Regions from separate parts of the Homo sapiens genome. Here region 2 is linked to region 1. The links are chromatin loops, found by intact Hi-C in ENCODE. Cell type or tissue: PC-3. All regions are shown on one strand. Each heading gives the region's core, and the rest is flanking DNA. Links, peaks and the distances in the headings are about the cores only. Region 1 overlaps COG5 (component of oligomeric golgi complex 5). Region 2 overlaps COG5 (component of oligomeric golgi complex 5).

Region 1 (16,291 bases), core at 5,925-8,424:
AATAGAAAGGGATACTCAGTTTTCCACTGTCTCAAATTACTGGAATACTCACTGGAAAAATATTATAGAAATAAGGACCATATTAGAAAAAACACAAGTTATAATAAACGAGAGTGAAAACATAGTAACACATGTGAAATAGGCAAGAGGAAATAATACAAAATGAAGTAAAATGCAAAGATACTGGAAGCAAAGTGAAAAAACTCCAAGCAAATATTAAGAGAATCAGACTTCCACATCCATGACACCCTCTCTCCCACAGCATGCCCAGCACCAAGTGCAAGAAGATACTAGACATGGAAAACAGAGAATATCTGATATATGCATAAAGTTCTTGAAAAGAACAAATGGAACAGGAAAACATTCAATATACAATGGAAGAAAACTTTTCTATAAAAGGGAACATACTTTAACACACATACACACACAAAAACTGACACACAGCGTTCAACTGAGACATATCCTAAAGAAGTCACTGAACTTCAAAGATAAAGGAAAAACCATTTGGACAGTCAAGAAAAAGCAAGTCAGGTAGTGTGGGATAAAAATCTGATTAGTCTCATAATTCTCTAATACAACACTAAAACCCAGCAGTTGGTAAAGCAACGTCTGATGGTAGATGGGACCCTCCATTTTCCGTTCATATGAAGGGACTTCAGCTAAAGTAACTTTCTTGCCTTCTTTCCCTACCTCTTATCCAATTCTCCCCATGTGAAGAGGAGTGAGTGATGAGTGAATCTGAATAAGAAACTGAGCCTAATTGGCTCAGTCTCTTCCTTTCTCTGTTGTTGAAGCTTTGCATATATAAAAGGTGCATTCTGACCAACATTCTACCAGTGGTAAGTATAGTGGGAAAGGCTGAATTGGGAAGTAAGTTTAATTTTGAGGTGATATATTAAAAAATCCATTTGGTCATAAATCTAAGCTATGCCTTTCGGTGTATTTTTTTTTAACAGTAATAAAACTAACATTACAATTGTCACCTTTTTTGTCTCCTACATTTTGTCTCATTTTCCAATTCAGTGGGGGAAGAAAAACATTATTTATTTGGACACATACAGCTACAAAATTCTAAGGGAAAGAAAGTGTAAATAAAAATTTATACCTGGCCAAATCATTTAAGCATAAAAGCAAAACACACCACCAACTACACAAGGACTCAGAAAGCACAGTACCCATAAAACATTTTGAAAAATCAACTAGATTATGATATCCAGCCAAGGGAGAGATGAATATAGAAATGGAGAGGTCTGGTACAACCTCTATGGAAAATAGTACAGAGATTTCTCAAAGACCTAAAGTACATCTACCATTCGATCCAGCAGTCCCACTACTGGGTATCTACCCAGTAGTCATATATCAAAAAGACACCTACATGTGTATGTATATCACAATGTAACTCACAATTGCAAAGACAGGTAACCAATCTAAGTGTTCACAAAACAATGAGTGGGTAAAGAAACTGTTGTGTATATATATACACACACACACACACCATGGAACACTACTCAGCCATAAAAAAGAATGAAATAATATCTTTTGCAGCAACTTGGATGGAACAAGTGGCCATTATTCTAAGTGAAGTAACTGAGGAGCAGAAACTTGAATACCATATGTTCTCACTTATAAGTGGGAGCTAAGCTATGGGTACAAAAAGACAGAGTGGTATAATGGACATTAGAGACTCAGAATGGGAGAGTAGGAGGGATGTGAGGGCTAAAAAACAGCATATTAGTACAATGTACATGACTCGGGTGACCATCCACTAAAATCTTAGACTTCACCACTATACAATTCATCCATGCAACCAAAACCCACTTGTACCCCTAAAGCTACTGAAAAAAAGAGAAAAGAAATGCAGAGGTCATATTAAAAGAACCAGAGATTAAAATAATTTAAAAATAGAATAAAATGTAAAAAACATTAATCATTCAAAAATAACATAACTAACAACTGGCAAATGAGGATGGGGGGCGGGAAGGGAAAAGTATAAGTATGCCTATTTCCCACATTTAGTAGTAAAGACTCAACAGACTTAGTAACAAATGACTTCAATTTCTTATTTTTTTTAAATCTTTCATTCACTACTTTTAAATTTGGAGGTATCAATTAGGATCTAGTATTTCTTATGAAGAAGCATTAATTGGAAATTCATTAAGTCCTTGATGTCACATAAATTTCTAATTATTCTGTTGAATGAAAGTAAAATACTTTTTATTTTAAAAAGTATACTTCTAAAACTGGTGGGGCTAAACTATGGTGCTTAAGTTCACACATATGAATGATAAAACTATAAAAAGAAAAACACAGGAAGTTATCAATATAAAAGTGAGGATGACAATGGTTATATATGAGAGAGAGAGGGGCTGGTTGTGATTGGTACGGAGTACATAAACAGGTTTCTGGATCGCTGGTTTAGCCTAGGAAGTGTTCACCTTATAATAATTCATTAAGCTACATGTTTATGTTTTTCTTTAAGTTTTATAATAAAAAGGTATTTTTAAAAAGCATGTATCTTAAAATTCCATTTATGCCTCTCCATTTACCCTTCTATAACATATAATGCACAGATAAATGTATGGACTACTTTTCACTGTATAGTAACAACTACAGTATCTATCTGGGTGATGAAATTTGGATATTCTGTGTTGTCTACTTTGCTTCATCATCATCTTTCTTCACTGTTTGACTTTCTCAACATTTATGTTTTATTGTTAAATATTTCAGGCATACAAAAAAGCATATAGAATAATGTTATGAACACTAACCACCAAGCTTTAAGAAATACAACACTAAATAAAGTGAAGTTTCCTTGTACTCTCCTTTGCTGGTCTCATTTCCCTTGCTCTCTCAACAGATGTAATGGTATCGGGTTTTGTAGTTTGTTTTTAAGAGACAGAGTCTTGTTATGTTGCTGAGGCTGGATTCAAACTCCTAGGCTCAAGTGATCCTTCCACCTCAGCATCCCAAGTAGCTGGGATTAGAGGCATGTGTCACCATGCCCAGCACTGGTATCTTAAATTTGTTGATCATTATTCCAATGTGCGTATTTACACTGTTAGTACATATGTGCACATGCAAAAACAATTTAATATGGTCTGTCATATTCTTAGGCTTTAAATTGGTATCAGGCTGTATGTATGTATCTGTAACTTTTTCATGTGCTGTTTTTGACCATTATCTATACTGGGAAATTTGTTAATTTAAATGCTGTGTATTAATCCCCTTAATAAACTAGTTTATCCATTGCTTGTACTTTTTCACTATTTGTAAACAATGAGGTAACAAAAATTCTTTTTTTTTTTTTTTTTTTTGAGATGGAGTCTTGCTCTGTTGCCCAGGCTTGAGTGCAATGGCACTATTTCGGCTCACTGCAACCTCTCCCTCCCAGGTTCAAGCGATTCTCCTGCCTCAGCCTCCTGAATAGCTGGGATTACAGGCATGCGCCACCACGCCCGGCTAATTTTTCTGTATTTTTAGTAGAGAGGGGGTTTTACCATGTTGGCCAGGCTGGTCTCAAACTCTTGACCTCAAGTGATCTGCCCACCTCAGTCTCCCAAAGTGCTGGGATTACAGGCATGAGCCAACACGCCGGCCAGGTAACAAAAATTCTTACATATACATGCCAGATTTTCCTTGCAGTATATTCTTAGAAAGTATAACATCATAAGGTGAACACATTTTCCACCTTAGAGATAAAATTGATAAAATTGAGTAAAGTGAATTTTATTCTCCTTGCATAGTTTACAAGAGTTTCTGCTCTTGTCCAGAACTTAGTTCTGTCTTAGATTTTGCCAATCTGATGATTAATTTCTATTTCCTTAATAACTAGTTCATCCTCCAAAAAGAGGCTGAATATCTTCTCACATGCTTATTGAATGTGTTCTTCTGTGACCTGCCTATTCATATTCTTTATCCATTTTTTTCTCTTGGGTTGTTTACCTTTTTCTTATTGAGTTACAGGCTGTTTACTTTTTATACTTAAAATTGTATTATTTATATTTATATATGTGCGTGTGTGTATAATTTTTTTTCTCTTCTTAGGAAGTCTCAGATTGAAAATGAGATCATGCACCATCACACTCATGAATGCGACTGTCAATCTCCTGTGTAGTGGTTGTGTTAGATACTCAACAGCTGTGAGCCATTCACTCTCAGAAACACACACTGACAGAATCCTATTATTTTTAAAATTTTGAAATAATCTTACACTTATAAAAAAATTGTAAGTATTGTAAAAAAAAATTTTCCCTGAACCACCTGGAAGTTACTGACCTCATGCCCATCATTCTTGAATATTTTAATGTGTATTTCCAACAAACAAGGACATTCTCCTACATAACTTCAATATAAACAAGATCAGGAAACTAACATTAATACTGTCTATAAAACATTTTAAAATATAAAATAATTGGCTGGGCGCGGTGGCTCACGCCTGTAATCTCAGCACTTTGGGAGGCCGAGGTGGGCGGATCACCTGAGGTCAGGAGTTCGAGACCAGCCTGGCCAACATGATGAAACCCCGTCTCTACTAAAAATATAAAAATTAGCTGGGCATGGTGGTGGGCTTCTGTAATCCCAGCTATTCAGGAGGCTGAGACAGGCGAATTGCTTAAACCCAGGCACCAGAGGTTGCAGTGAGCTAAGATCGTGCAATTGCATTCTAGCTTGGGTGACCAGAAACTCCAGCTAAAAAAAAAAAAAAAAAAATTTATATATATATATATACACACACAATAATTGTGATTATGCTTTTAAAGAAAATAATAAAGAACTGATGCTTAAGGTTTCTGTGTTAAATCATGGTATCCACTTGTCAACACATGGTAATAAGGCAGCTTTTTTTAATTCTCTCAACAAAAGAGGCATACATTAGGATTGACAGCACATGAATAACTGCTTTCATTTTTTTCCCCATTCTTGACGACACAAGGGGGAATGAGATTAAACTGCTCCTGGAAATTTAAACATTATATCAAACTTTCTGAGAATAATTGCTGGGAAAAGCCAAGAGTAAAATCTCCTCTGGCAAGTTCTTTACAAAGATCTCTTTCTGGAATAGTTTCAATACAAACCTATTCAGAGGCTAGGCCTAACCTTTAAAAATCTCTTTAAGACCTAAGATTCTTTCATCTCTTTTTATCCAGTACAACTTAAAAGTTATATATATTCAGTATTACGTAAGGTCACATTTATATAGCAAATATAAAAATAATAGGCCAGGCATGGTGGCTCATGCCTGCAATCCCAACACTTTGGGAGGCCAAGGAAAGAGGATTGCTTGAGGCCAGGAGTTCAAGACCAACTGGGGCAACATAGCAAAACTCCATCTATATTTTTTTAAATAAAAAATTAACAATCTAAAAAAAATTAAAAATTAATAAATAGCCACTTTTTTTCCTATTAGCTATGGATCAGGAACTGTTATTAATTCAATATGAGTTATTCCATCAACCCTGTGATGGATCAGAGTGCCTTCAACAGAAAAATGGGAGGAGAAAAACCAGAAACATTAACTATAGATAACATTTTGGGAAATTTTCCTGAAGACTGAAGAAATAACATGCAGGTAGTAGAGCTGAAGAAAGAAATTAAGATATATTTATTTAATTGGTTTTAAGCAAAAGGAGATACAATAACACAACTATATGTGAAGGGAAAGAGATGCAAAGAAAGAAACATTGTCAACCTGGTAGAAAGAAGGCATCTGCTAAAGCAATACCTTGTAGTGATGGGATCTAATACAACTGCAGAGTGCTTGGTCTTTGCTGGGAGAAAGCATAGTTCATCCTTACCAACAGGAAGGAAGAATGAATATAAGGGGAGAAACAGAGAGATGGAGTGGCAGCAAGTAAGTAAGGATGGACATAATCTGTGGTCTTTTCTATCTTCTTTTACGGAGAACTGTGTGTATATGTAAATATCACCAGGTATGTCTTGGTAGGAAAAGGTTTACAGACTCCTAATGAAAGGCTACTCCTCTCTACCTTGAATTTACCATCCTTTAATAGTTTTCTTTAGACTTTACTACAGTTGTAATGTTGCCAAGGATTTTATCAGTTTCTATGTCCACAGTCAGTCATTATTTTTCCTGGGTACCAGAATTATCATAAAGAAAAGTCCAGAAAGCTAAAGTAGAGACGGCATTCCTTAAAAAATATTTTCTGTCTTTAAGAAGTACATGGGAGGATAAGGATTTTAGAAGAAAAATATGTTCCTTGCCTTTTTATTTTTTATTTTTTGCATCTGTTTCCTCTCAACCAAATGACGCTACAGTTTATGGATCTTTATCTAGAAGTTCTGAATATACCAGTTGGCCAGTTCAATTCACTGATTAGACAAAAAAGATATAAATAAATTCTGAAACATAATTTCTTCTCTCATTTTCTGTCTACTAAAAAATGAGTCATTAGATTGCTTTGAAACATGAGTGTTTCACATACTATTCAAAAGACTTCTCAGTTATAAATAAATAAAGAAGCTAAATATAAACCACATCCATACCTCTCACAGCTGACTGGGAAGGCTGAGTCAAAACTTTTATGTCTAATGCACTGTTGATATTTTCTTCTAAAGTAGCACAATATCCATCCACAACACTGGTAATAGTATCCTTCAAAGTTCCAAGATTATAGAAAACCTGAAGAGCTGTTCCGACTTGAGTTGGATTCTTAAAAAAAGGTGGGGTGGGGTGGAAACAGATATAAATAGGAAAACAAACAAAATCAACATAAATATACAACTTTAAGCAGGACTTCAGCAGTCCTATCATATTTAAATACTACCATATTTTAAAATTATCAAAGACAAGAAAAAACACATTTTGAAGTGAAGATTATTTTTAAACTTTATTTCATAAAATACAAAGTTAAATACTATGTATATTATTTTCCCCCTTACCATTTTTGTCCTCCTTTAAAAAATAACAAGAAGTTTGAAAGTCTGTTGTATAATATTCGAGCTTATTTAAAATCTACCACCAATCCCTATAAAAAGAACCATATTAGAAATAACATTTGTTATTTCTACATTTGTTTGACAATAAATTAATTCTGTGGAGTTGACTGAGAGCTGAACCATGCAGACTTATTCATTATATTTCACTGACCCATTAATTCATTCTAACTACAAATATTTATACAGTGCCTACTGTATCTGTCATAGCTCTGAGTGCTGGAAAAACAGTAGTGAAACAAAACCAATTAAGTTCCTGTCTTCATGGAACTTACATTTATTGAGAAATGTACAAAACATAAATAAAACAGAATAACGGGTAGTAACAAGTGCTATAAAAACGTGAAGTAGGGAATAAGAATAGAGTATGATGGGAATTATTATACAGAGATTAGTCAGAGAATGCACCTCTGAGGTAATATTTAAACAAAGACTTGAATATACTGAGGGAGTCAAAGGAAGATATGGGAAAATACAGATCGGGGCAGTGGTATTAGCAAAAGTGCTGAGATAGCAATGTGCTTAGTATGCTAGGGAAAGAGCAAGAAGGCCATGATGGAGCAGAGTGAAGCAGAGAGGCAGAAGATGAGGGAGGTATTGAAATATCATCAATGAGTGGATTATGTCCAGAGTGATATAAATGGGTTGTTGGATTTGTGGCTAAGTTAACGAACAAATTACCAAGCTAGAAGTTGAGACACTGACATATATTTTCAGGCCCAAATAACTCAAAATCCTCTCACGCATTAGTAAGTGTCTGTTATCAGAGACACATGGTTAAAATGTTAAATTATTTCATTAACCTATTTTCTATACTAAGTTTATTTTAGAAGGTTACCTCTGAAATCTATTGGTGTTATTTTAATAATAGTACATGCTGCAGACATACACATAAACTCACACACAGAGGCAAAGTAGACTCAGCTTAAAGAAAATAACAGGAAACATGGCTGGTGAATAACAATACTCATTTGAGTTTTTTCTTTTTAATTAAACAATAAAAAGAACCAAATGGATATTATTTCAAATTAAAATGTTCTAATAAAAAAGCTTAATTTAGTATGGTCATAATAGAGCTTAATTTTATGTTGTAAATTCTCTATTAACGTATGCCAACAAGGAAAATAAGCTATTTTATAAAAAATTATTAACTGAAAACAAGGGGTATAGCATTTGCTTTTACTTTCTCCCAAGACTGTTTTATCTTTAAACTTTTTAGTAGACACCAAAAATCAAAATGAGGCAGCTGTAAAGAAATTTCCCATGTCATTATTTAAGTGTATGTATAATCCAAGAAAGCACTACTGGAGCAACATCAAAGAATACTTTCACCTCATAAAACTAGAATACAGATATACTTTAAAACTATATTTATTGCCTTTACTATTATCAGAGGATCTGAAAAGCATAGCTTCTCCACACACAGTACAGTTTCAGTGTTATCAGCTGAATGTACGCTGTAAGATTTATGCATACAACAACTAAAAAACACTTAAATTTTTCACTTAAAACACCTAGCTAAAATAAACCACTCTTCAAAATTCTCCGCTCCAAAAATTACTAACTTCCAACTTCTCAAAACATGTTTGAAAAGGTTACTTCTGAAATCTATTGGCATTATTTTAACGTAATGGTGTATTATATTACAAATATAGCTCATCATTAAAGAAGTATATATTACAGCATTATTTATAATACAATTTACAATATTTATAATTCTAGAAGTAATTTTAAACTTGTCAATTAACATGTTCACTTTTTCAATTAATGGCATTCATATTTATAGCTTAACACATAGATTATGCCAGTAAAAAAACTGCAAAATAATTACCTGAAATAAAATTCTTTAAGTAACATACATACAGAGGAGTATGCTAATTATGTAAGCACAGCTTTATTATCACAAAGTGAACACACCTAGTTAACTATCACCTAGATCATGAAGCTAAGTATTATCAGCACCTTTGAATCTTGTGTAGCTCCCCAAACTGCACCTTTCCAAATATTATCACTATCATTACTTCTAACACCAAAAATTTATTCTGTTTTTGAATTTCACATAAATGGAATTATACAGTATGTATTATCTTGTGGCTTGTCCCTTTTACTCAACATATTTTTTTGTGAAATTCGTCCATGTTGTTGGATGCAGCAGTAGTTGATTCATTTCTTACTGCTGTGCAGTATTCCACTGTAGTAATTTGCTTTAGTTTATCCATCCTACTGTTGATAAATAATAGGCTTACTTCTACCTTTAGGTATTTTAATTTATGCCGCCATGAACATTCTGTACACCTCTATTAGTGAACATATATACATATGCATTTCTGTAGGCAAAAGTAGAATTGCTAAATCATATTAGTACACTTAGAGTTTGTAGATACTGCCAATTTTACAAAGCCATTGCAGCAATTTACACTCCCACCAGCGATATATGAAAACTGTGGATGCCCCACAAATTTGCCAAAAATTCAAATGATCATTCCTTTAATTCTGGCTATTATTTTGAGTGAGTACTATGATTTTAATTTGTATTTCTATGATGACTAAAAAACTGAATACTTCTTACATGGTAATTACCCATTTGGATATCTTCTTTTGTGAAGAACTTATTCATATTTTGGCCCATTTTTTTTAACTAGTTGTTTTTTGTCATTTACATATAAAGTTGTTTATATATTTTGGATACAACCACTTTGATAATTATATGTACTGCAAATATGTTCTCCCACTCTTAATCAAGTATTTTAAGGAAAAGAAATTCCTAATTTGAATGTAGCCCATTTTATTAATCTTACTCTCTACGGTTTAGTACTTTTGGTATTGTTTGATAAGTGTTCCCCACCCCACATTCATAAAGATATCTTTCATTCATAAAGTTATCCTCCTGAAACTCTATTGGTTTATCTTTCATGCTCAGAAATACAATTCACCTGGAATTAATTTCTATACAATGTGAAATAGGAGTCAAGATTAGTGTTTTTCTACATGAATACCCAATTGATCAAAAAAAGAGCAAATAAAAATCACCCGCACTCCCGAAAAGTCACCTTTGCAATAAACCAAGTTTCTAAATATGTGTGTGAGTTTCTGGACTTTCAAATCTCTACCATTTCTCTATCCTTACAATTCACCTATCTAAATTACTGTAGCTTTAAATACCAGATTTGGCAATCCTCTGCCTCTGTTCTTCAATTTGGTATAGGCTCTTCTTGATATATGACACTTCCATATAAATTTCAAAATTGGCTTGACAAATGTCCTTTTTTTAAAAAAGTTTTCAGGTATTGTTTGAGATTGCATTAACTCTATAGATAAAATTAGAAATAATGGATATCTTTGTAATATTGAGTTCTCAAATCCATGAATATGGTATCTCTTTTCATTTACTCAGGTCTTTAATTTCTCTTAATGTTTTATAGATAGTTTTCTGTGAAAAAGTCTTATATATCTTTAGTTTAAATTATTTCTATTATTTTTTGATATAAATTGTATGTTTTTAAATTTTTTGTAAACAATCAGTAAATTGTTTTGACTTTTCTAACTATATAACCATGGTATTTCTGAATAATTTTTATTTCTCCCTTCCCATTCTCCTCTATCTCATTGCTTTTCTTATTACTTTGGCTAGGATCTTCAGTACTGCACTGAGTAGAAGAAATAAGAGTGGTTTTTTTGCATCATCCCTAATATCAAATGGAAAGCCTTAAATATTTCACCATCGAGATTTTTAGAAATGCCCTTTATCAGATTAAAGATACTGGCTTGCTAAGAGTATTTTTAATCATGAATTGATTTTGAATGTTATTAAGTATGTATTGAGATAATAATTTTCCCCCTTTACTTGAGAAATTATGTTATATTTCTGGAATAAAGCCATCTTGGTCATAATACATTATCAGTTTTAGATCTCTGTGGCTACATTTACTAACACTTTGCTTATTATTTTTGTACAGATTTTAAAGGAAGACAACTAGTAATTTTACTTCCTTACAATATTCTCATTTTCATATTGACATTAACCTGGCCTCATAAAATGAGCAGGTACATATGTTTGGTCCCTCTTTCTCAATTCTTGGATACAGTTTACATAACACTGGTTTATTTATTCCTTAAATGTTTGGAAGAATTGCCCCAGTGAAGCTGATTGGCCTTGGAGTTTTCTCCAAGGAAAGGTTTTTTTAATAATAAATTCAATTTTGTTAATAGATATAGAACTAGATAGATTTTATACTTTTCCTAGTGTCATTTTTGATATGTTGTTTTCCAGAAATTTGTCAATTTCATCTAAATTTTCAAATCAATTGGTATAAACTCATACTTAATATTGTCTTAACTTTTTTTAGTTTTTGTTGGGTCTGTTATTAGATCACCTTTTTCATTCTTGATCGTGGTAATTTGTGCCTCTTTTTTCCCTTCTCCTCATCAGTCTTGTTGGTATTTATCAATTTAATTTGTTAATCTTGTTAAGTAACTAAATTTTGGCTTCTATTGGATTTTGTATTCCATTACTAGCTTTTTGTTATTCTTATTTCACAGACTTTGGAGCCAGACCTAGATCAGCATCCAAACTCTACCACATAGCAGTCAAAACCTAAAGGCAAATTATCTAACCTCTTTAAGGCTTAGTTTCCTCATGTGCATAACAGCAAAAATAAGAGCATCAACCTAACGGGTAAATAAAATAATCTTTACTCTCTAGATTCCTCCTTTCTGGGCAGGGCATCTCTGAAAGAAAGGCAGAAGCCCCAGTCAGGGGCTTATAGGTAAAACTCCCATCTCCCTGGGACAGAGCACCTGGGGGAAGGGGTGGCTGTGGGCGCAACTACAGCAGACTCAAATGTTCCTGCCTGCTGGCTCTGAAGCAAGCTCTGCTAAGGGACAGACGGCCTCCTCAAGTAGGTTCCTGACCACAGTGCCTCCTGCCTGGGAGACACCTCCCAGCAGGGGTCGACAGACATCTCATACAGGAGAACTCCAGTTGGCATCTGGCAGGTGCCCCTCTGGGACGAAGCTTTCAGAGGAAGGAACAGGCAGCAATCTTTGCTGTTCTGCAACCTCTGCTGGTGATACCCAGGCAAACAGGGTCTGGAGCGGACCTCCAGCAAACTCCAGCAGACCTGCAGCAGAGGGGTCTGACCGTCAGAAGGAAAACTAACAAACAGAAAGGAATAGCGTCAACATCAACAAAAAGGAAGTCCAAAGAGAAACCCCATCTGAAGGTCACCAACAGCAAAGACCAAAGGTAGATAAAACCACAAAGATGAGGAAAAACCAGCGCAAAAAGGTTGAAAATTACAAAAACCAGAATGCCTCTTCTCTTCCAGAAAATCACAACTCCTCGCCAGCAACGAAACAAAACTGGATGGAGAATGAGTTTGATGAAATGACAGAAGCAGGCTTCAGAAGGTGGGTAATAACAAACTCCTCCGAGCTAAAGGAGCATGTTCTAACCCAATGCAAGGAAGCTAAGAACCTTGAAAAAAGGTTAGAAAAATCGCTAACTAGAATAATCAATTTAGAGAAGAACATAAATGAACCTGATTGAGCTGAAAAACACAGCACGAGAACTTCATGAAGCATACACAAGTATCAACAGCCGAAACGATCAAGCGGAAGAAAAGATATAAAAGATTGAAGATCAGCTCAATGAAATAAAGCAAGAAGACAAGATTAGAGGAAAGAGTGAAAAGAAATGAACAAAGCCTCCAAGAAATAGGGCACTAGGAGAAAAGACCAAATCTACGTTTGATTGGTGTACCTAAAAGTGACAGGGAAAATGGAACCAAGTGGGAAAACACACTTCAGGATATTATCCAGGAGAACTTCCCCAACCTAGCAAGACAGGCCAATATTCAAATTCAGGAAATACAGAGAACACCACAAAGATACTCCTCAAGAGGAGCACCCAAGTCACATAGTTGTCAGATTCACCAAAGTTGAAATGAAGGAAAAAATATTAAGGGCAGCCAGAGAGAAAGGTCGGGTTACCCACAAAGGGAAGCCCATCAGACTAACGGCAGATCTCTCTGCAGAAACCCTAAAAGCCAGAAGAGAGTGGGGGCCAACAATAAACATTCTTAAAGAAAAGAATTTTCAACCCAGAATTTCATATCCAGCCAAACTAAGCTTCATAAGCGAAGGAGAAAGAAAATCCTTTACAGACAAGCAAATGCTGAGAGATTTTGTCACCACCAGGCCTGCCTTACAAGAGCTCTTGAAGGAAGCACTAAATATGGAAAGGAAAAACCAGTACCAGCTACTGCAAAAACATACCAAATTGTGAAGACCACGGACACTATGGAGAAACTGCATCAATTAACAGGTAAAATAACCAGCTAGTATCATGATGACAGGATCAAATTCACACAAAACAATATTAACTTTAAAAGTAAATGGGCTAAATGCCCCAATTAAAAGACACGGACTAGTAAATTGGATAAAGAGTCAAGACCCATTGGTGGGCTATACTCAGGAGACCCATCTCACGTGCAATGACACACACAGGCTCAAAATAAAGGGATGCAGGAATATTTACCAAGCAAATGGAAAGCAAAAAAAAAAAAAAAAAGCGGGGGTTGCAATCCTAGTTTTTGATAAAACAGACTTTAAACCAACAAAGATAAAAAAAGACAAAGAAGCGCATTACATAATGGTAAAGGGATTAATGCAACAAGACGAGCTAACTATCCCAAGTATATATGCACCCAGTACAGGAGCACCCAGATTCATAAAGCAAGTTCTTAGAGACCTACAAAGAGACTTAGACTCCCACACAATAATAGTGGGAGACTTTAATGCCCCACTGTCAATATGAGATCAACGAGACAGAAAATTTATAAGGATATCAGGACTTGAACCCTGCTCTGGACCAAGCGGACCTAATAGTCATCTACAGAACTCTACACCCCAAACCAACAGAATATGCATTCTTCTTAGCACTACATCGCATTTATTCTAAAATTGACCACATAATTGGAAGTAAAACACTGCTCAGCAAATGCAAAAGAACGGAAATCCTAACAGTCTCTCAGACCACAGCGCAATCAAATTAGAACTCAGGATTGAGAAATTCACTCAAATTTCTCACACAGACACAATGTACCAGAAACTCTGGGACACAGCTAAAGCAGTGTTTAGAGGGAAATTTCTCATAGGAGAAAGAGAGAAAGATCTAAAATCGACACCCTAACATCACAATTAAAAGAACTAGAGAAGCAAGAGCAAACAAATTCAACAGCTAGCAGAAGACAAGAAATAACTAACATCAGAGCAGAACTGAAGGAGATACAGACACGAAAAACCCTTAAAAAAAAATCAATGAATACAGGAGCTGGTTTTGTTGAAAAGATTAACAAAATAGACCACTAGCCAGACTAATAAAGAAGAAAAGAAAGAAGAATCAATTAGACACAATAAAAAATGATAAAGGGGAGATCACCACTGATCCCACAGAAATATAAACTACCATCAGAGAATACTATAAACACCTCTACACAAATAAACTAGAAAACCTAGAAGAAATGGATAAATTCCTGGACACATACACCCTCCCAAGACTAAACCAGGAAAAAGTCAAATCCCTGAATAGACCAATAACAAGTTCTGAAATTGAGGCAGTAATTAATAGCCTACCAACCAAAGCCCAGGACCAGACAAATTCACAGCCGAATTCTACGAGAGGTTCAAAGAGGAGCTGGTACCATTCCTTCCGAAACTATTCCAAACAATAGGAAAAGAGGGATTCCTCCCTAACTCATTTTATGAGGCCAGCATCATCCTGATACCAAAACCTGGCAGAGACACAACAACAAAAAAAAATTTCAGGCCAATATCCCTGATGAACATCGATGTGAAAATCCTCAATAAAATACTGGCAAACCAAAACCAGTAGCACATGAAAAAGCTTATCCACCCTGATCAAGTTGGCTTCCACATACGTAAATCAATAAATGTAATCCATCACATAAATAGAACCCATAAATTCCCACATAAATTGTGGGAATTAATCTTGCAGAAGAGGTTCTCTGTGTGAACATATTAATTAAATTCAAAAGGTTTATAAAAGGTTTTTGCTTCTTTAAAATTTCTGAGTCATTTTGACAAAATAAAATCGTTTATGTTAATCTGGAATTCTATTTCATAAAATCAAGTGCTTTAAAAATATTAAAAAGGCTTCCCAAAATCAAACTTCAGTTTCAGAATTGTCTTTCCTGACACCTGGCTTTTCAGATAGTGCAGAGGGTCCCTGAAATGTCTAGAAAAGAGAGGTAAACAGAATTATTTGACATGTTTAGCTACATGGGATTGCCAAAATGATGTTCAGTCTTCTTTAGGTTATATTTTTGTAAATATTGCTAACATATGTTCCAAATTGTATGGAATTTCTAAAATTGTAATGTCTAAGTATATGCTACTAATCATAATTAAGGTTAAGTTATTGGAAACCATAGAGATAACCAAACTTCGTCAATTGTGTTTGAACTGTACCCTGGACATTTTGCAATTCACAGACAATTGTTGTCTTGTTTTTATCCTTTTCAAAAGATGGTTTATAATCTACAGAACTTTGGCAGGTGCTCTCAAATACAGGCTTCTCATAACTTTGGAGATTGCGACATTGGAATAAAGGAAAATGTACAAGACTCACGAAGAGCTAAAATGTTCAAAAATATCAAGCAAAACAATAATTAACCAATTATCGACTGAACTCAGAAAGCTGAAGCAAACTTTTTGACTTTTGGTTGGAATATTGCTGACCTTTGTTTTGTTTTTCAGAGTCAAGGAAACTTATTTTATACATTTATGGCCTTTATTAATTGGGTAAGGTATACCCCCCGTGATCAAGACTGGAGCATGTTTGTTTCTGTCTAGTTCCTCTAAAATTTGGAAACTATCTGTGAGTATTCTTATGGCAATATAGTTGTTTGCATCAGTGCAACAAGAATCCATTTTTCTTTTGCAACATGACACAACTGAAAAAACTGGTAATTTACCAAGGCTTTGACTGGAAGGGTATGCTTCTCTTTAAGGGGTCAGTCGTGACGTGCAGAGTCCATAAAAGTCCAGTGGGGAAACTGGCCTCAAACCCTCAGCTACTCAGTCCCTGTACAGGGTTCCTGACCTGTGGTCAGTAAAGAATGTCCCTTTCTAACAGGTCCAGGAGCTCCAAGTTTATCTTGGGACCTTAAGAGGAGAGGCTCACCCAAATCACAGGTATTTGAGGATACAAACCCATGGTTGGGCTCGGCTTTAAAAGGTCTTATCTGAGATTCCTTGTGGAACAGAATTCCATCAAAGCCACTCCAAAAGGCCTATGTAGAAATAATTATTCTTG
Region 2 (16,291 bases), core at 7,205-9,704, 140 kb before region 1:
TTGCAGTGAACCATGATCATGCCATTGCACTCCAACCTGGGGGACAAAAGCGAGACATCATCACACACACACAAAAAAACAATAAAAAAAATAGTAGAGGTCATACCATATACTGCTTAGTCACCTGTTTTACCTAGTGATGCACTAGGGAGTATTTTTCATTTTACCAGATATTAACTAATAATATTACTGTTAATGTCTGCATATATTTGATCCTATGAATTTAGCATATTTTATTCAGGCAATCTCCTACTGACTACCATTCAACTGGTTTTGGTTTGATTGAGAGTCTTTGGTGAGGAGACCCATGAACAAGTGCCAAGGTCTAACTTGGATGATGCCTATTCTTTGTCACAGCCCACAGCACAGATGGAAGAAGTGCACATATTAATAAGAGTAAGCTTTTCACTGCAACTGCTCAGGACTCATTTTAAAGAAGAGACAGATCTCTAACAAGATTTTGCAGGTAGGTAAAACAGAGGGCCTATAATTAGGTTATTAGAATAAAGATGGCTCTGTACTGATTTACTCCTCTCTAGGAAGGAATTTGGTAGGACCCGCCACATGGGTAAGCTTTCTCAAGTCAATTCTCTTTACATGACAACTGCAAAGAAGCTGGCAGGGCCAGGGCTTTCCCAACAATGGTGCGGGGCAGAGGCCGCAGCACATGCTCACATCTCTCTTCTTCTCATCTGATAGGACTGAAAACATTCTTTGTAGACCAGGGCTGGATTTGAACCCCTTAATATATTATACTTCTGTTTTATTTCTTGATCCAGTTAATCCTAATCCTACGCTTTTTATAAAATAGTTGTATCAGTCCCATCAAACAACTGAGAAAGCACTAGGATTAATTCAGTAGATTTCTGTAGATTCAATATAAATATAGAAATATAATGGTATATAGAAAAATACCTCTGTTGGAATTTTTCAATTAACTCAAGCTATGAAGGATACTCCATAGGCAAGAAACAATTATTCTTATGTGCCTGAGGCCTTGGGAGCTAAGACGTCATCTGCAGGAGGAACCTCAGAGATACCAGAATCCCAAGAGAAAAGGGTATAAATCTTCACAGTTTGTGGAAAGGAAAAAACTTGGCTCCCTGTCACTAGAGCAACTAAAGTTCAAGAGTTAAGGGCCTCGTGAGAAATCTGAGAAATGGCTGGATGCAGGCCATGAGTGGGTCATTAAACTAATTTAGTGGGTTAAAATAATCAAATGAAATAGAAATGTTAGAGGTTATCACATGAAGTAAGGGTACTTACTATTTCATGAACCATACATATGGGTGTCCATGTATATGTATATAGATTTGAGTGTGTTCATGTGTTTGCATACAAGTATATGCCAAATATCAATAGAAAGTATCTTTTACTGTGGGTCATGGTCAAAAGTTTGAAAACTGTTACGCCATAAGAAGCTAGATATAAAAAAAAAAGTAGAACTATTAAAATTATACATTGATCAAGCGATTCTTGATTCTATAAATAGGTATTAGAAGGTGTCACCCAAACTTTAAATGTTCCTTTAGAGATTCTTTCTCTCATGTGAGAATTGGAAAGGGTTGGCAGAAAATTTCCATCTTAAATGGCTTAAAATAGATGTCTTAAGTGAAACTTATCCTCAGACCTTGTATCTCCATACTATGACACAACTTTAAGAGTGCTTACATGAAGGTCATCCTGCCTCAGCAAACAGGAAACTTAGCACTATTTTTTTTTGGGGCGGGGGGTGTGGGTGGTGGGCGGTAAAGGGTCTCAGTCTGTCACCAAGGCTGCAGTGCAGTGGCACAATCTCGACTCACTGTAACCTCCAGCTCCCGGGTTAAAGTGATTCTCCCACCTCAGCCTTCCAAGTAGCTGGGACTACAGATGTGTGCTGCCATGCCTGGCTAATTTTTGTACTTTTTGGTAGAGATGGGGTTTCACCATGTTGGCCAGGCTGAATTAGCATTATTTTATACATGCACGTGCAATAATGCAATAAACAACTAAACATGGGACTGGGGCTATAAAAAATAATAGCCTAGGCCAGGTGTGGTGGCTTACACCTGCCATACTTGTAATCCCAGCAGTCTGGGGGGCTGAGGCGGGCAGATAGCTTGAGCTCAGAAATTCAAGACCAGGCTGGGCAACATGGTGAAACTTTGTTTCTACAAAAAAATATAAAAATTAGCTGGGCATGGTGGCACACACCTGTAGTCCCAGTTACTCAGGAGGCTGAGGCGGGAGGATCACTTGGGCATGCAAGGTGGAGGTTGCAGTAAGCTGAGATGGAGATCGCACCACTGCACTCTAACCTGGGTGACAGAGTGACACCCGGTCTCAAAAAAAAAAAAAAAAAAAGCCAAATCTTCCTATAGCAATGCTAAATCACAGCTTTTCTCATACCTTTTTCAATAACTAGATGGTTAATATCCTCCAGTATGTTAACTGACTCAGCCAGCCAGGGCAACATTTTATTACCCAGCTAGGATTGCTGTGTTACCATCTTACTCAAGAGTAAATGACTGTACAGGGGTTTTAGTAAAGTAACTTTTATGGTACAAACAGATGACCAATGGATTGGCAACCTCAGGACCTCATCATCCTTCAACTCGCCCATGTTTGGTAGTGCAGAACTCTATAGCTTCAACAAAATACTTAAACAGTTTTAAAAAGATTTGAGCTGATACAAAGAAGGTATCTGAAAGCATTTGTGATCTCACTTTAAGTTTTCCTAAAACTCATCTCTGTACAGATGGGCAGTGATCTTTCATTTGAGAAAAAATAAAATCCAGACTCTTGTGTTGCCATTAAAAAAAAAAAAAGGCCTGTGCTAATTACAAACAGGCGAGGTAAAATATACGGATTCCCTCTCAATCAACAATATTGGATTCTTATATTTCTTATATTCCACCAGAAGTTTCTACTACCAAAGCTTGATGACAGAAGAGAGCAAAGCGATCATTTAAAGGACATACTGCTTATTGATCCTCTAGTTTCCAGTACTGAGTTGGTTTTTAGAAAGCTGCATACCTGTACTCTGTTATCTTATCCTTATTGAGAAATCTTCAACCATTATGCACTTGGATATTATGGACAGTTTATATAAAGGCCTCCCATCTGGTATGCTGTGGTCACAAAATATTATGTTGATCCCCTCAGCCCTTAGGGTTGGCCACCTTTTTAAATGAAAATATCTTCTTCGGCTAGGCGCAGTGGCTCACGCCTGTAATCTCAGCACTTTGGGAGGCCGAGGCAGGCAGATCACGAGGAGAGGAGATCGAGACCATCCTGGCCAACATGGTGAAACACCGTCTATACTAAAAATACAAAAATTAGCTGAGTGTGGTGGCGTGTTCCTGTAATCCCAGCTACTCAGGAGGCAGAGACAGGAGAATCGCTTGAACCCGGGAGGTGGAAGTTGCAGTGAGCCAAGATCGTGCCACTGCACTCCAGCCTGGTGACAGAGCAAGACTCCATCTCAAAAAACAAAATATCTTCTTCTGTTTGTGCTATGATGTAAACAACTTATAAAGTTCTGATTTACTAAATAAACAGCCATATGAATAACATCTCCTTATCTTCTAAAAATCGGCTAGTAAAGACCACAGTCATTACTCAATGTTATTCAACGTTCCTTAAAATCTGAGCTGAAAAAAATCTAAGTGTTCAGCACTGACAAGGACTTTTCTCTCTATTATACTGGTATTCTGTTAGATCATGAATATGAATCAACTCTTGTGTTTCTTTGTAAAGTGATTTCTCCGCTCAGTACTAAATTTTTTGCTCAACTGCATTAGGCTAAGTTACCTATTACATTTATAGTCATTCTCTGCACTTCATCATTGAACTAGATTCTTCTGTTTTTTTTTTGGTTTTTGTTTTTTTTTTTTGTTTTTTTTTTTGAGACAGAGTCTCACTCTGTCGCCAGGCTGGGGTGCACTGGCGTGATCTCGGCTCACTGCAACCTCTGACTCCCTGGTTCAAGCGATTCTCCTGCCTCAGCCTCCCCAGTAGCTGGAACTACAGGTGTGCACCACCATGCCCAGCTAATTTTTGTATTTTTAGTGGAGACAGAGTTTCACCATGTTGGCCAGGATGGTCTTGATCTCCTGACCTCAGATGATCCACCTGCCTCGGCCTCCCAAAGTGCTGGGATTATAGGCATGAGCCACCGTGCTCAGCCATGAACTTGATTCTTTTAATACTTCATTCAATAGTTTTATCATATCCATATCTTGGAATGTAACTTATGACCTGTTAGAAGCAGACTGGGTTAAAAATGATAAATGAACAAATGAACATTTCAGAAAAACTTGTCTATATAATTATGAATTGCCTAGTATTACATTTCTATAAGAATCGGAAGCTAAAAATAAAAAAAAAAATTCTCCCCAAGAAAAGCATAATTTACCAGCTTAATCTTGTGAACTGTGACTAAGAAAATACACATACCCTCTAATTTATTAGTCATTACATAAATATCTATATGGGTTTCTGATTTGAATACTTTCTAAGATGAATCATGAAATTGCCATTGTTGTAGATCAAAAATGGTTGAATATTGGCAATTTTATGAAGTTCAACCTGCACAGAAAGGATTTATTTGCCTGGAGGATATGAATGTATGAACAAAGAATTCGGTCTTACCTGAATGATCTCAGCATCCGATAGGACTTTCCTAAATCAGATACTCGTCTACAGAATGGACCCACAGCCAACTCCATCTGAAATATTAAAATATACTCCATTGTTGTAATGTCAGAATCATTAGGGGAATTTGGGAAAGACCCGGATCACAGAAAGTTGTAGCTTGCAGTAAACTTAATTTTATCTGGACTGTAAGGCAAGTTGTGATGGCCAACTAAATTTATTAAAAGGTAAGCACTTACATAATTTTTGCATTTATTTACTAAGAGGGCCCAAGATGAGACAATTCCTTCATGAAAATAAAAAAAAAACATTTTTTGTTATATAAAAGGAAAAAGTTTATATCATTTATCCATTGAAAAATAAGGAAAAGGAAAATTTTCAAGACTGCATGCCTATACTTTAGGCATTACAAGTCTTTTTACATTCAATATAAATGATGACAATTTTTATCAGTCAGTGTGGCTCAAGTAATTAAAAGGACTAACTCTGGAGCTTTTAGTAGCACATCTATATCAGCATTCCAAATGCTGATACTAGTTACTAGTTTGTGACCCTGGATAAGTTACTTCACCTCTTTAAGTCTCAGGTCTCTCATCTGTAAAATGGAGATAATAATACCTACTTAATAGAATAATGCAAATTAAAAGATAATCCCACAAAGCTTTATGTGCATAGCATATAAGTGCTGTTAATTGTCAGCAATTATTATCAGTGTTTAAAAATTTTTCTCTTTTCAATTATTAATAAATTAATATGCTACCTAACTCAAGAATTTAGCAAATCTTGGTTTCACTTCTCTTTATTTTCCTCCTTTGACTGGAAATTCTACTTGTCATTAATTAGGTTACCTGTTCTTTTCTACCAAGTGCATATGCGAACTTTTTGCATATGTGCTACTCAGGTGATAGACTGCTTCTCCACTCTTGCTATAAATAGCGCCCTGGTAAAGAATGGTTTAGAAAATGGTTGAGAATAGGCTGCTCCCTGATAGTACAGCACCTTTCTTCAAGAAGCACATATGATTTAAGGCTTCTGTCCTGCTGGCCACCCTTACAAAAAATTGCTTAAAATCTCCTTGCCATGGGTACACTATAGAGACCCAATCGATCACTCATTTGAGAAACATTTTGACTGCCTTAGTGCTAGGTACCAAGCTAGATATGAGGATTAGATGATTAGATGATTAGACTATCTTGCCTTCACTAAATTCTCAAATTTAATGAAGGGGATATTTATTTATTAAAACAATATGATTATCAACAAAATCAAAAGTATTTGTGTATATGTCCACATATAAACATATATAAACACACATACATACACACATAATGATTCTTATTAAGCAAAATGATAAGTGCTATGTCAAACTTATGACCTCAGTGTCGAGAGAGTTGGAGAAGCTTCCTTGGGATGGTCTTGAGGATGAACAGTAACCAGGTTAATTTCTCTCATAACATATTAAAGACATGGATTGCATACTGCATGTCCTAGAAGGAAACCTTATATGGCTGGGAAACTATAAAATGAAGAATCATAAATAAATATAAAGATAAAAATGTAAGGAAGAAAAAGGATTCTTGCCAACAATGCAAAACAGAACAGCTGTGAGCCAGTGTGCCCAACTCAAAAGACAGTAGGTGATAGGCTGTTCTTTGGAACCTGTTTCATTTATTCACTGGGTAGGAATTTCTGTTTTCTTTCCATATGTGTCACTTACTTTACACTGAGCACAAAGGAAAAATGTGATTATCACTGTATCTTTGATATAATTCCATTCAAATACCTCTCTCTATATAATGGTTTTTTACATACTGAAATTATATATTTTTCACGAAGTGTTTTTGTCAATTTCTCAACTACTCTAGTGGAATCACTGTCTTCAAAGACAACCTTTGCCTTAGCACTTGAGCAGGACCAAATGTTAAAACAAATAAATGGCTAGGAAAAAGTTACGATATGAGAAAATATGACCTCGAATGGCTGGAAAATGTATGATTATGCAAAAGATTTCTATGCCGCAGGACAATTTCAAAATGTTTAATGTTTAAAATAAAATTTTTTTATCCATAAAGGACCTCTAGGATATTGTAAATCATTTTCTTCTTCCAGAATTCCATTAAACAATAAAGGCCATGTTTTAAAGGGCAAGAGTGTTGTGGTAAGAGGAGGTGACTCTGCCATTAGCAGCGGATACAAAAGTGGCATGTGCAACTGCTTCTCTCCAGCCCCCGTTTGGAGAGAATGAGCGGTCAGCTGCAGGCACGGTGAACTAATTACATAGCTGTTCCTTCCCTACCACAGACATTTGGTTAACCACAGGACTTCTTTGGATACTCCTAGGGTACTCCTGCCCTGACATTGTTCAGGAGAAGAAAAGGCAATAGGAATTAGAACAAAAATTAGAATTTTGATTGTCTTGTTTTCTTTTCTAAATTAATATTTTTAGGCACAAAGTGAAATAGATATAAATGTATGCTTAAAGGGCACCAGAAGACCTATAAATAGAAATTGCTAGAAGTACCACTAAATAATTTAATACCAACTTCAATAGCCACTCTTTCCTTCAGCTAAGAAAATAAACTGAGGGGTGGAGGGGGAGTATGTGCTTCAGAGGACACTGTGGGCAAGATCCCAGTGAGATTCAGAATCAGCAGAACCCCAGTGTCGTGGACAGGCTTAGTGATTTCAGAACTGCTGTGTGATCAGTGTAGGCACTGAGACCATGTGGTCACAGTGGGGAATTAATTACCTGTAGGAAACCACCTCGTGCCCATGACCTGGATTCCTAAGGGGGCTGGATGTCAGGTACTTCCCTCACCATGATCCCTCCAGATGGCACCCTGCAACTACTTTCTCTTTCCTGCACTGGTGCCAGTGAGGAGAAGTTAGGATTCTTAAAGAAATCCTGAAAATACGTCATTATCTCTCTTTGCAATTGGACTTTACGGCAAATAACTAGTATTCCCAAACCTGGTCTATAGGTCCCTTCTTGAGCTCTTTTTGTTATTTATGCTAGAATGGCAGGCACTTTTATCACAAGAACAGTTTTTAAACCCATGGAGTATTTGTGTATTTTTGATTTCAGTGACCTCAATGGCTTTAATTTTGAATATGAATTGATAGAACTTTCAGTAATAAGGCAGTTGAAAAGCCCTCTAGTCCCCAGTTGATGCCTGTCATGAATATAAATGTTAGAGTAATGCTATTTAAATGTTTTGACTGACCCTCGAAAAACACTTTCAACCAAATGTGATGCTAAAAGCTGAGGTACAACAAATAATTGCAATTGTGGCAAGAAACCAAACCAAACGAAATAAAACCTTGAAATTTTAATTTTAATTTAAAAAGTGGGTGGGGGAGACCATGACATAACAGTAGAACAATATTTGCCAAAGATAATGATCACAGATATGATTAATTATGATAGTGCCTCCGCCTGTCTTTTCTGTACCCATGATCCACAGGACTGGAGCCATCCCCAAGGTGAGTGTCAGGATGTTTTGAAACTGGGACACACTGTACAGGGGTGAACAAAGGAATCTGCTTTTCAATACCACACTGCCTGCTGCAACCAAATGTCACTGCAGGGCTTAACAGTGAGTAAATGCTGTGTGTGTAAATGCTTCTTCTATGTTTAAAAAACAGGAAACAAGAGGCCTTTGAGCATAAGTTAGTAATAATGACTGATGAGTTTAATTTACCTTAAGGGAAGGGACCCAGAAAAGTTTGGCTTATTAGACAACATGTCTTAAGAAAAAAGGATGCCAAATAACATTTTGAATAATGCAGTTTTTTGAAAGGTGGAAGCTCACCCCTGCCTCTGGATGCTATGCATTTTGAGCAGGTGTTAGCGGCAGTAGCAAGGGTTAAAGGACAATACTTTCCATCTTTCAGGACCCATAAGGGAACATATTAAAATAAAAAACAAAAACAAGCCTCTCTCCTACAGCACTCTCGTTTTGGCCATCTCCTGCTCGGCTGCCACTCTAATTGGACTTGAAGTGCTGCCTCCAGGAAAGTGACTCAAGAACCAGCTGGAGCAGAATGCAAATAAGCTGGTAGGGGAGAGAGCCCAGGGAAAGAAGATGAAACAAAAAGAAAAACAAAATTAAGGAGGAAAGGGGAAGAGGAGAACAGAGACCATCTGAGTATAGTTCACACTTTTTTTTTTTAAACAAATAAGAGGAGGTTCTAGTACATCATCAGGTTTTTAATAAGCAATCTGGAACCCCAGTAAGGGACAAATAAGACACTATTTACAAATAACTTTCTTTAAGCCAAGTGTACCTGTAAAACAAAGTTAAATGTACAGGTGCCTAAGAATGAAGTTCATAAAATGTAAAAGGTAAAAAGAGCCATATTAATGGTAACGTTTAATCTCTGTTTTTATGCTGTGGCTACTACAAGCATATTTTCCAAATGAAGGCTCATTTCTATGGTCTAATGGTCCCAGGAATATTATTTGGAGATGAAAATGACTAACTGCTGCATCAGTCAATTTGCAATGAAACAGGCTCTTGAAAGTTTAGGTTTGTGTTACCTGTTCCTTTTTTGAAAGTGTGTCAAGTCTGAGGGAGCACCTGACAACCACTGACTTGATACAAGCAGTCTGTCCAGGTCCTTTCCTCCATGTAGAAATAATGAAGCAAGACACACTCCCGGATACACACAAGAATAAATATTGACATTAACATTTATCTTTATAAGTGGGGAGGATCTGGCAAATTGCTATGAAGAATTCATTTCAGTAACTATTTGGACTAGTAAAGCTAACAGCTTTGAAAGGCTTAAAAATGATTTTACCCAGCCAGGTGTGGTGGCTCACGCCTGTAATCCCAACACTTTGGGAGGCCAAGGCGGGTGGATCACAAGGTCAGGAGTTTGAGACCAGCTTGGCCAATACGGTTAAACCCTGTCTGTACTAAAAATACAAAAATTATCCAGGCGTGGTGGCGCGTGCCTGTAGTTCCAGCTACTCGGGAAGCTGAGGCAGAGGAATCACTTGAACCCAGGAGGTGGAGGTTGCAGTGAGCTGAGATTGTGCCACTGCACTCCAACCTGGGCGACAGAGCAAGACTCTGTCTCAAAAAGAAAAAGATTTTACCCTTGGTATGCTATACAAAAATAACAATCATCTTTGTTTCTGAATCTTTTAATGAAAGCATGTTTGGGGTTTTTCTTCATTGCCTACTGAAAGGCTTTAAAAAATCTGTCTAAAGGACAAAGAAAACGCTTTCTATAAGAGCTGATAATGTTTTGCTATTTTAATGTCATTCTATCTCTCACACACATCAGATAGCCTGAAATGATTTCAAGGCTAGCCACAGAGAAGAACTGTACTCTACCTGATAGAGAGAGAACAAATAATCAGACTCTATGTCTACCTGGCCCACTGTGCATTTAAAGGAATGGGAACACTGCCTCGGAATGGTGACATGGCAACAAGCGGTCTCTTTTCACTGTTTGAAATATGATTTCATTGCCTACATTATTGGTCAGCAAGGTTTGACCTATTGGGACAGTAAAATAGTGAGAAAATCCCATATGAAATAAAAATGGGAAGTGCTGCTTTCCTGTGGAATGAGCTATTTCACCTTAACCTTGAAATACCAAAGAGAGGGATAATTATTTTGTTAAATACAAAGAAAAATATATCTGGTATAAAAGTATCTTTAAACTCTCCCTTTTTTTTTTTAACTATTTATGCTTAAGTGGGCTTACTTTTCTTTGTGCTGCAACTCTTTAAAAACACCGATGAAAACACATTCTTTCATTTAATAGATGATATTGAGGCCAAAACATTTTTTCTTTTGTAGTAATTCATCAATGTACCTGTGCAAAATCAGCAGCAAGTCGCATTTTCCCACCTTCACCAAGAGGTCTTATGAGACTGGCATGGCGGATAAAAAGTTCAACAGCTCTTTGGGCAATAGCCTCAGTGTTGTCAAAGACAAAATCCAAGCATTCAAAGTGTTTAAAATAGTCACTCATAACTCTGGCAATGAAACCTTGTAGCTCCTTCATGTACAGAGAACAAGGAACATCAGGTTTTCCTGAGCTGGATAATGACCTGTAAAAGAAAAAGCAGCCCTTTTCAGCACCGCTGCACTAAATCACACTCTTTGATTTTGTACCCCTCTCCCCACCAATGCTGCTATTTCAATCCTTTGTAATGTTTTCCCTTAATGGTATAAAAGACATTAATTACTTTTTGATAAGCGTTAGCAGAAAACAATGTTTAAAAATTACATTTCAAAAAGTGGTTTAGATGCCAGGAGGATTACTGAAGGAATTTTAGAATCCATTTACCTAAAGATTATTAAGAATGAAATAGACAACCATCTGTCTTGGATGAATCATACAAGTGCTACTCTCTGGCCTCTCAAGGTCCCTCCCAGCCTCTCAATTCTCCATCCACTCACATGTTTTGCCTGCTAACTGAATGCATCAATAATGGATCCTGAAATAGCATTTTATGCTTTGCAATGACAGAAAATGCTGCTTTCCCTATACAAATTCTTGGCAAAGATCTCTCTGCTCTTGTGCTATTTAATCAGATCAGTCCAACAGAATTCTGACTGTGGAAATGGTTATGTAACAGTACACATGGCATGCAGTTTTTTCCTCTAGATGATGAGGTTTGGAAAGGCTTTAATTTGGATCAACAAATGATACCAGCTGATGCTCCATGAAATACTATTTATAATTTATAAATGTTTATAATTGCTCTTTAAAGAATATATTAAAAGAATGTGAAATATTTATAGGAAAGAGATATACCAAAACTAGCTAACACCTGATATTTTCTAATAAATGAGATCACTGGCTACATCATGCTGAATCTTTTTCAAAAAGCAAGTTAAGTGTTTCCATATTCTGAGAATGACGTAGAGAAATTGGTGATGGTCTATAGAAGAACAACAGATATGACTAAAATGCTTAGAGCAAGAGAATGAGTTGAACTTAATTATCTTCAAATACAGCAGTGGTTACTATAAATAGGATGCTAACCAGAGGTCCGTCACTTTCAGAAGCAGATAGAGATAGAAGAAGTAGGCCTATGTTCCAGCAGGAAGGGATTTCATACAGGTATAAGACTGTGCCAACAACAGCAAGGCTGCTGAAGGGTGTATGGTGCAACATTTTTGTTTGCAGTATCATCACATGATGGAGTGGCGCTTGGGTACAGGGGAGCCTTAGTAAATGACGGCCATCTTCATGTGGGGTTTGGTTTTCCCAGATTCAGACAACTGCATAGCCTAGCTTTACTCTAGGTTTGTCACTCCACAAGGCCAGGCTGCAAAAACAAACAAATAAAAGAAGCCTCCCTATCCGAAAATGGTGCCAATCTATTTCATTTTTTTAATGTTTATTTTTGATGAATTATAATAATATATAATAAGGGGATACACAGTAATGTTATATGTATACAGTGTGGAATGACTGAATCAAGGTAATCATACTCATCACCTTAAATACTTATCATTTATTCCTCCTAACTGCAACTTTGTACCCTTTGACCAACATCTCTCTATTCCCTCCACCCCATAGCTGCTAACTGCCATTCTACTCTCTGTTTCTATGTATTCGGTTGTTTTAGACAACAGATATGTGAGGTCATGTGGTATTTGTCTTTTGGTGTCTGGCTTACTTCACTTAGCATAATGTTCTGTAGGTTCATCTATTTGTTGCAATTAACAGAATTCCTGTCTTTCTGAAGGCTGGATGGTATTCCATTGTGTATGTATACCACATTTTCTTTATCCATTTATCAATCTAAATGTTGGTGGACATTTAGATTGATTCCATAACTTGGCCATTGTAAGTAATGCTGCAATGAACATGGAAGTGCGTATATCTTTTGACATACTGATTTCAAGTTCTTAGGTTATGTATCCAGAAGTGGGACTGCTGGATCATGTGGTAGTTCTGTTTTTAGTTTTTTGAGAAACGTCCTTACAGTTTTCCATAATGGCTGCCTAATTTACATTCCAACCACAGTATACAAGGGTTCCCTTTTCTGTACATCGTCTTTCACACTCGGTATCTTTCATCTTTTTGATAAGTCAATTCTGACAGGTGTGAGGTGCAATCTCATTGTGGTTTTAATTTGCATTCCCCTGATGATTAGTGATGTTGAATGTTTTTTCACATATCTACTGGCCATTTGTATGTCTTCTTTTGAGAAATGTCTGTTCAGGTCCTTTGCCTATGTTTAAATCAGGTTGTTTTCTTGTTATTGATTTGAGTTCCTTATATATTTTGGACGTTAATCCCCGTATCAGATGTATGGCTTGTAAGTATTTTCCCCAATCCATAGGTTGTCACTCCACTTGTTTTCTTTGCTGTTCAGAAGCTTTTTAGATAAATGTAATCACATTTGTCTATTTTTGCTTTGTAGTCTGAGCTCTTGGGATCAAATCCAAAAAATTATTGCTCAGATTTTCCTGTTTTCTTAAATTTGTTTTAGTTTCAGGTGTTACATTTAAGTTCTTAATCTATTTTCATTTGATTTTCACATATGGTATGAGATAAGGGTCCAATTTCATTCTTCTGCATCTGGATATCCATTTTTACTAATACATATTTATTATTGAAGGAACTGTCCTTATTCCATTGAGTGTTCCTGGCACCTCTGTCGAAAATCAATTGACTATAAATGTGTGAGCTCATTTCTGGGCTCTCTGTTCTGTTTCATTGGTCAATGCCAGCGCACCATGCCATTTTAATCATCATGTAGCTCTGTAATATAGTTTAAAATTAGGTAGTGTGATACCTCTAGCTTTATTTTTGCTCAAGATTGCCTTGGCTATTCAGAGATTTTGGTAGTTCCATATGAATTTTAGGATTACTTTTTTCTATTTCTGTGAAAAATGACATTGGAATTTTGGTAGAGATTGCATTAAATCTGAAGGCTGGTTTGGGTAGTATGGACCTTTTAACAATATTCTTTCAATTCATGAACACAGAATATGTTTCCATTTATTTGTGTTTTTGTTGATTTCTTTCATTGATGTTTTATAGTTTTCAGTGTATAGATATTTTACTTGTTTAAACAAAATGCATTTTGTTTCCATTTTCATTTGTCCCAAGATATTTTTGATTTCTCCTTTGATCCACTGGTTGTTCAGGTGCATGTTGTTTAAGTTCCACATATTTGTGAAATTTCGAAGATTTCTCCTATTATTGATGTCTAGTTTCATACCATTGTCATTAGAAAAGATACTTGATTTCAGCTCCCTTTAATTTGTTCAGACTTGGTTTGTGGCCAAATAGAAGAATTAAACATACGCATAACCAAGAAGTGAATGTTAATCTTCATGCCACTAACCTTTTGTGTGAGTGCTCTCCCTTCCACAAAGGGGCTCATCTATCACTTTAATAATGTAGAGTTCTTCTTTCACTGCCTTCCCTTCCCTACTCAAAACTGTAATCAGATATGAGTCACTTTACATGGACTGCAACAATTTTAATCAATGTTCTATGTCAATCAGATATTTACATTTTAATTTTTGTCTAATTTGGAAAGAAACACGTCAGTCTTTTAAAATAAATTTCAAATACCAAGAAACCATGTTGATGATTACTCTTTACTTATTTATTTATTTATTTGAGACAGGATCTCACTCTGTCACTCAGGCTGGATGGAGTGCAGTGGCTCGATCTTGGCTCACTGCAACCTCTGCCTCCAGGGTTCAAGCGATTCTCCTGACTCAGCCTCCCCAGTAGCTTGGATTATAGCTGCCTGCCACCACCCCGGGCTAATTTTTGTATTTTTAGTAGAGACAGGGTTTCACCATGTTGGCCAGGCTGGTCTCAAACTCCTGACCTCAAGTGATCTGCCTGCCTCGGCCTCCGAAAGTGCTGGGATTACAGGCGTGAGCCACCATGCCCAGCCCATGATTACTCTTTAAATAGCAGGGGAGTCTGTAACCCTACCACATGTAAGTTAGACTTGAAGGTAAACTTTATTCCTTTTACTTAGGAATAGGTGTGGAGGGCTTGAAGGGTCAGGTTTTCACTATTGTTTTTCTAATTGTTATCCCTGGGGGCTGGCCCTAAAATAAAGGCAATTTCTGCTTCTTGACTAATCCAACTCCACCTCATATTTCACATAAGCCATATATATATGAAATGACATGCCATTACAGAATTACTAATCACAAGATTCTACAAAGTAGGAAAATTACTGCCATGGGGGCAATACTTTAAATAAAAGCAGCAGTGCTCCATATGCCTGTACTGCTATATATGAATAACTTTCACTGGAATCTCAACTGACTGCTGTATACATGAATCTCAAATGACTGTTGTATACACTGAGCTGAAATGGAGTCACCAAAGCAACTGGGAAAAAAAATACGGACAATGTTAGGCACCTTAAAATAATGCTTCATACTCATGGCAACCTATCAGTTGAAGAAACAGTTTGGCTCACTAGAATTTAAGCAAATTAGTAAAAACACATCTATTTGGGAACTAACTTTCAGCTGTTAATGTCTAATGTGTTATCTACAGGCACTAGTTGCAGCTCACCAATTAAATTAAAAGTATGTGACCACTGTTATTATAGAATAAGCCTTCAAAAATCAGCTTGTTTTGGCTCCCTTCTGAGAGGCATTCATGATTGATCTAACTGGGACACTTCAGATCACTTTTGAACAAAAACCATTTCCTCTCAAATATTGGTAATCAGCAGTTATATAATCCTATGTTATATTGAGTTCCAAATATAGTTTTTTTTTCGGTAGAATTCACTTTACCCTTCTGTGCTTCATATATATATATATATCTATATCCATCTATCTATCTATATATATATATATTTATTTTTTATTTATTTATTTTTTTTTGATACAGAGTCTCACTCTATCGCCCAGGCTGGAGTGCAGTGGCGCGATCTGGGCTCACTGCAAGCTCCGCCTCCGGGGTTCACGCCTTCTCCCGCCTCAGCCTCCGGAGTAGCTGGGACTACAGGCGCCCGCCACCACGCCTGGCTAATTTTTTTATATTTTTAGTAGAGACGGGGTTTCACCGTGTTAGCCAGGATGGTCTCGATCTCCTGACCTCGTGATCCGCCCGTCTCGGCCTCCCAAAGTGCTGGGATTACAGGCGTGAGCCACCGCGCCCAGCCTGTGCTTCATATATTTTTTAAAATAGAGACTGATCTTTCCTTTTTTTGAAACAGGGTCTTACTTTGTCATCTATCCTGGAGTGCAATGGCATGATTACGGCTCACTGCAGCCTCAATTCCTTCAGGCTGAAACCATCCCCTTGCCTTAGCTCCCCAAAGAGCTGGAACTACCGATGCACACCACGACACCCAGCTAATTTTTGTATTTTTTGTAGAGACAGGGTTTCACCATGCTGCCTAGGCTGGTCCTGAATTCCTGAGCTCAAGCAGTCTGCCCGCCTCAGCCTCTCAAAGTGCTGGAATTACAGGCATAAGCCACTGTGCCCAGCCTAGATTGATCTTTTGACATTTCCCACATTTCCCATGTGGGAGAGGTCAATATGGCCAATTAGAAGCAGCTAGTGTGCAGGGCTCTCATGGAGAGGAACAGACCCCTTCAACTGAAACATCCAGGTACTCAGGGACTAATCAAGGAAACAACCTGACCGACAGAGAATGAAGAAAAGCAAAACAGGACAA

Evidence for each region. Hi-C counts contacts between places; a loop is a spot of excess contacts. Peaks named below come from ENCODE experiments on the same cell type or tissue, not always from the same donor. Only the 100,000 strongest peaks of a DNase experiment are listed, where the experiment ranks them.
Region 2: a loop joins it to region 1, with 5 times the contacts of the local background. A loop is called at or near these places in 2 of 110 quality-filtered maps.

The regions. Positions count from the first base shown.
Region 1 is chr7:107,366,091-107,382,381 of GRCh38, forward strand. It overlaps COG5 (component of oligomeric golgi complex 5), which reads right to left. Exons shown (of 22, transcript NM_006348.5): 8 at 6,505-6,670. Among named protein-coding and RNA genes, the nearest start is that of GPR22, 96 kb to the right of the region's middle. In PC-3, for the core only: no CTCF peak of the experiment used is centred there; no DNase peak of the experiment used is centred there; H3K27ac peaks cover 956 bases.
Region 2 is chr7:107,225,980-107,242,270 of GRCh38, forward strand. It overlaps COG5 (component of oligomeric golgi complex 5), which reads right to left. Exons shown (of 22, transcript NM_006348.5): 18 at 10,471-10,708; 19 at 4,636-4,712. It overlaps LOC124901721 (a long non-coding RNA gene), which reads left to right. Exons shown (of 3, transcript XR_007060472.1): 2 at 358-466; 3 at 8,103-8,233. Among named protein-coding and RNA genes, the nearest start is that of HBP1, 65 kb to the left of the region's middle. In PC-3, for the core only: no CTCF peak of the experiment used is centred there; DNase peaks (open chromatin) are centred at 8,172 and 8,652; H3K4me3 peaks cover 887 bases; H3K27ac peaks cover 2,255 bases.